Linked DNA regions of Homo sapiens: region 1 is linked to region 2. A link is a loop called in an ENCODE intact Hi-C map of the cell type or tissue named here. Cell type or tissue: heart left ventricle. All regions are shown on one strand. Links, peaks and the distances in the headings refer to the core of each region. The heading gives the core; the rest is flanking DNA.

Evidence for each region. A loop is a pair of places that touch in the nucleus more often than their neighbours do. Peaks named below come from ENCODE experiments on the same cell type or tissue, not always from the same donor. Only the 100,000 strongest peaks of a DNase experiment are listed, where the experiment ranks them.
Region 1: it touches region 2 in a loop (4-fold over the local background); 8 of 110 quality-filtered maps call a loop at or near these places.

Annotation. Positions count from the first base shown.
Region 1 is chr12:15,285,777-15,288,714 of GRCh38, reverse strand. All of the region lies in intron 2 of LOC105369673 (a long non-coding RNA gene), which reads left to right. Among named protein-coding and RNA genes, the nearest start is that of PTPRO, 35 kb to the left of the region's middle. In heart left ventricle, for the core only: no CTCF peak of the experiment used is centred there; no DNase peak of the experiment used is centred there.
Region 2 is chr12:15,501,172-15,504,109 of GRCh38, reverse strand. PTPRO (protein tyrosine phosphatase receptor type O) reads right to left here. Exons shown (of 27, transcript NM_030667.3): 5 at 2,047-2,490; 6 at 41-202. Among named protein-coding and RNA genes, the nearest start is that of PTPRO, 180 kb to the right of the region's middle. In heart left ventricle, for the core only: no CTCF peak of the experiment used is centred there; no DNase peak of the experiment used is centred there; H3K27me3 peaks cover 76 bases.

The DNA.
Region 1 (2,938 bases), core at 113-2,612, 220 kb after region 2:
GCTTTTGCACTTTTGTGAAAAATAAGTTGTCCTTATATGCATGAGTTTATTTCTGAACTTTGTACAGGTCCCACAAATCTATTTGTCAATTTTGAGGTTAATAATATGCTATCTTGATTACTGCAGCTTTACAAGTTTTGAAAACTGGTAGTACTAGTCCTCCAACTTTGTTCTTTTTAAAGGTTGCTTTGCTGTTCTAAGTCTCCCCCATTTTCCTATGAACTTGAGAATCAGCTTGTTAATTTCTATAAAAGCCTGCTGCAGTTTGATTGAGACTGCCTTGAATCTGTAAATTAACTTGGGAAAGGATTGAAATCTTGACAATATTGACTCTTCCAATACATAAACACTGTTAAGAATTTAAAAAATAATTTTTGGATTTTTTTGCACCTATGCTCCTGAAGGATATTGTAATATAGTTTATTTTCTTGTAATGTCATTGTGTGGTTATGGTATCAGAGTAACTTTGTTATAGCACAATTTGCGATGAAGTTCCATTTATATTCTGAAGGAGTTTGTATAGAATTGGTATTATATCTTTCTTAAATGTTTGCATGAATCTACCAGTGAAGCCATCCAGGCCTATAATTTTCTTATTTGGAAGCCTTGTAATTAAAATTCTAATCTCTTTTATAGGTATAGGTCTATGCAAGGTATCTATTTTTCCTTGAATGAACTTATTATTATTTTAATTTCTCTTTTATTTCTGATATGATAATTTGTGTCTTCTTCTTTTTCCTGATCGGTTTGGCTAGATGTTTATAAATATTGTTGATCTTCAGAATAAACCAACTTTAGGTTTTATTGATTTTACCTATTGTTTTTCCATTTAAAAAATTGATTTCTGCTCAAGCCTTTATTATTTCTTTTCTTTTGCTTTGGGTTTAATTTGATCTTTTAGTTTCTTAAAGCAGGAGCTGAGTTCATTTATTTGGTTTTTGTTCTTTTTAAATATAGGTGTTTAGTGCTATAAAGTTTTCCCTTGTTATTGGTTGAGATCAAGATTTCTCGATAGAGGTACTATTGACATTTTGGGGCTAGATACTGCTTTATTATGGGGAGCTATCCTGTGCATTGTAGGAGGTTTAGCAGAATCTCTGATTCCTTCCTACTAGATGCCAGTAGCATCTCTCCTCTTCCCCACCATTATGACAATCAAAATGTCTATAGACATTACTAAATGTCCCCTGAAAGCAAGTGGGCAAAATTACCCAAGCCGAGAATCACTGATTTAGGTGCATCTCATGAATGTTGGTATATTGTGTTTTCATTTATGTTTAGCTCAAAATACTTTATAATTTCTGCCTTTGATTTTTTTCTTGATCCATGGGCTTATTTACAAACATTTGAGTACTTTTCCAGAGATCTTCCTGTTCTGTTATTAGTTTTTTTATTTAAGTCATTGTGCCCAGAGAAAGTATTTTTTCTGACCTAAATCTTTTTAACTTTATCAAAGGTTAGGCCCAAAATATGGTCTATTGTAGTAAATATTCCTTGTGCACTTGAAAATAAAGTGTATTCTGTTGCTGTTAGGTGGAATATCATATAGACGTCAAATAGGTCAAGTTGGTTGGTAGTGTTATTCAAGTCTTCTATATACTTATGTTGTCTATAGTTCTAGTAGCTATTGAGAAAGTGGTGTTGACGTCTCAAACAATAATTATAGATATGTCTATTTCTCCTAACAATTTTATCAATCTTTTTTCATGTATACAAAGCTCTGTTATTAGGGATACAAAAACTTAGGATTGTTATGTTCTCTGGGTAGATTGAGCTTTTTACAATTGTGAAATGACTCTATCCATGTTAATATTTGCTCTGAAACATATTCTGCCTGATACTAGCATAGCCATGCCCATCTCTTTGGATTAGTGTACGCATGGTATATCTTTTCCTATCCTTTTACTTTTAACCTACTCTGTCTTTATTTTTGAAGTGTTTCTCACAGAAAACATACAGATAGGTTTTGCTTTTTTTTTTATCAAACCTGTCAATCTTCACATTTTAATGGGTATTTACATAAATCCAATTTAATAAGATTATTAATATGGTTGGGTTTAAATGTATGATCTTATTTTATCTTTGGTTTATCTGTTCTTTGTTTCCATTTTATCCCTTTCTTATCTTCCTTTGGATAAATCATAAATTTCTATAATTTGAGTTTATCTACTTTTTGACTTATTAGCTATAATTCTTTTTGTATTACTTTACTGGTTGGTTTAAGGTTTATAGTATACATCTTTATCTTATCACAGTCCTTTTTTCTGATAACATCATACTACTTCATGTATAGTATAAGAAACTTATAGTAGCAGTATACTTTCATTTTTCTTTTCCCATCCTTGTGTTACATATTTTATTTGTACATATTTTATTACCAGTACATTGTAATTATTTTTGTTTAAATAGTCTATTACTCTTTAAGGACATGTAAATAATAAGGAAACAATCTTATAGATTTCCCTGCATAGGTACCATTTCCAGTGCTCTTCGTATCTTTGTGTAGACCCACATTTCCATCTGCTGTAATTTTAATTCTTCCTAAAGGACTTTCTTGAATATTTATTAAAGTTTAAGTAGTTGTAGATAAATTCTTTAAATTTTTATGTGTTAAAAAGTCTTTATTTTGTCTTCATTTTCAAATATATTTTATCTGGGTATAAAATTTGGCTGGTAGTATTTTTCTTTCAGTACTTTAAAGATTTCACTCCATTTATTTCTCACTTAATTGTTTCTAATGAGAAATCTACCATTATGCTGATTCTTGTTGTTTTGTACCTAACATGTCTCACTTCTCAGGCTGCTTTTAGAATTTTCTATTTATCATTGGTTTTGAGCAGTTTGCACATGATGTATTTTGGTGTGATTTTCTTCATATCTCTCAACATATACTTAGTATTTATTGAGATTATTGGATCCGTGCATTTATATTATATAT
Region 2 (2,938 bases), core at 225-2,724:
AGCTCCCCAGTAAGTGTAAAATGATCTCTTTGTTACTTACTGATATAAAAGCTGAGTGATTTTGCTGACTGACTTTTTCGAGTTTCACAAGATCCTGAGGAACTAAAGGTTGTCACAGATAACTTATATTTCCCAGGTTCCTTCAGTTCTGCAACAAATTCATGTGCTTCTTCATCCACCATCAAATATTCAGTAAAGTTCTCTAAATCATATATAAAAAAGAGAAGATACATGAATAGACACCTGGAAAGGCCCTGGGTATAGACAAGTCGATTAATGAAAAAAAATTAGGTGTTTTAAATGTTCCCTCCTTTTGTCAAGTTCAATTACACCTCTAAACTAAAGGTACCATTAAAGAATAATAAATAAGAGTTCAGTATTTTTACAGTCTTCCAAATAACAAAACTCAAATACGGCATTCAAATCAATAAAACTAGGGATGGGTCTACACTGTGTATCTTTATGTACTCCTACCCAACAAAATTATGTGTACAAAATAGAAGTAGATAATCAGGAAAAGTTAACAATTGTTGGCTTTCTCATCACGAGGTAAGGGCTAAAAAATAACCAGGATCAAATATCTTGTAAGTTCTTTGTGGTAGTATTAACCATCCAGAAGTGCTTTAACATTTATTTAAAATACATCTAATTTTTAAGGTATATTTTCTGATGTACCCCTGAACTTAAAGTAAAATTAAAAAAATAATAATCATGGTAATATTTTTCCTTTATCCATTTGCTTTCAGATCTTCTTAAAGAAAGAATTATTTCACATTGCTTCACAGTCCATCCATCCTCTGCTGCTTATTACTTCATTTGAAGTCATTATCATCAGTTGGTGACTACAACAGCCTTCAAAAGAAGACACTGAGTCAGATAAATGCATAATAGAACCTTCATGAGAAGAGGCAGTAAAAAATTTTTGTAATGACAAGATCCTATTTGCCGTAGGAACATATTTAGGAACAGAAAAATAAATGATAGATTAAGGAAACTTTAAAAAAAATAGGAAATTCCAGGAAAATGACTTTTGACTCAAATAATTAAGAATTTTCATTTTATGTAATATTTGGGTATGGTTGAATGCTGTATCATCTTGTATAGAAGAATCCACAGATTTTGTATCTCATGCTATTAAGTAAAATAGGAGTAAACAATATGTCAGTATATGAGACTACATGGGCCTTAAACTCTCACCCTAAAAATAAGGCTATCACTGTAACTTCAAATTTTTACAAATTATAACCTCTGCCACTCAAACTACTAGATCAGAAAATGGAAAATGAAGTATATTACTGTAAAAACTAAACAAACAACAAATAACCATAAAAATCTACCAAACAACAATTGAGATAGGTATCATGACCCAAACTTGTTGAAAGTCATGGCTCTACTTTCCTAAGTTAGTGGCTAAAATATAAAGAATGAACCTCAGATGCTGAGTTAGTCAATGCAAAATATAATATAGTAGCTATATGGAAATGTCAGCAGCTGTGTATTTTCCATTTTACTATCAGCTTCTCTTTGGAAAACTGTGGTGCTTTTTCTAGAGGGGCGCACCCTAAAGGGAACAAGAGCGGCTGGTTAGCAGGACACATGCCTCATATTCTTGAGGAAGTAGTAATGTTTTCATAAGTATTACTTTGCTGCCATGTTTAAAAATTTGCATATGAGAAAACAGAAAATTTCTCTAGGTTATGTTGTAACATTCTGGGATAGTTAGATCTTTAATTCAAAATATTTCCAAATATGATGTTTTCCTCATTGTTCTGAGACATGAGAAATAGTGGGCAGTCAAATGTATACAGTTGGCAGTACTTACAACTTGTGAATCACCCAAACCTTCTGATTCTTATCCAGTCTATTCATTTGGGTTTTCTGCTCTCAGTCTGCATTGGATACTCAATTAAATTCTCCCCTTTCATTACCATTATTCTTTGACTAATAACTGTCTATGATCAGTCTTTCTAAACTCAAATTTAAAAACATTTCAATTCCCCTTCCTTTGTATCAGTTCTTATTTCCTCTGATTTCCTACTGCTTTACCTTCTCGTTCAATATGGATATGGAACCCATCAAAAGCAGTGGGTGGTTTGGGTGGTAACCAGGTCAATATCATTTGCACAGGGAAAAAGGAGAAAGAGCCTGATGTTGACTTCTCTGTCTCACTGAGTGTACTGTTATTTTCGTATTCCATGGGAAGTACGCTGACAAATTCATCTTCACTTTCAGGAGCTGCAGATGCACTGTCCCACCAATATGGCTGAGACGTAGTTTCATAGTCACTGCTATTAAAATCAGGCCAACCGGAAGAAATGTTGCCCGAGGGAATTTCAGGGGTTTCTTCTGTAAAATGGAAGAGTTTTTCTTTTCCTATTGTATCTTGTGATCTCATGAAGGATTCTTCTGGGAAATTGCCACTCTGTTCTTCCCAGTTGTTTTTGTTCAAGTTTACGATACGAACGGAAATATTTTGAGGTGGATAAGGGGCTGTAAGAGAGAGAATTTTCATTTTCAAGTATTTTTTAATTCAATTAGAGTGAATACTTAATCTCTTAATGAGTCAGGTACACAAGCAGATTTTTAAAAGTGGAATTTAATTTTACTTCTGATACACAGACAAATTTACATCAAGATAAGCTGTGTTTTTTTCCATATACATACTTCTAACATTTTGTGGATGATGTATACCTATCAACATACCACTAGTCACACTTCAAATATATTAACTTACAATATTATGCTTGTTGAAGTGGTAATTCAACCACTTCTAAAAGCAGAGTATATAAATATTTTTCAGTTTATCGTAATTCCACTTACAAAAAAATGTATCTCTGTTCCTGGATTTTTATTACAAAAAAACCAAAACAAAACAAGTATAGTGTACTTATAGCTATGAAGATGAAAATACTCCATGTGACATAGTTGCACCTACAAG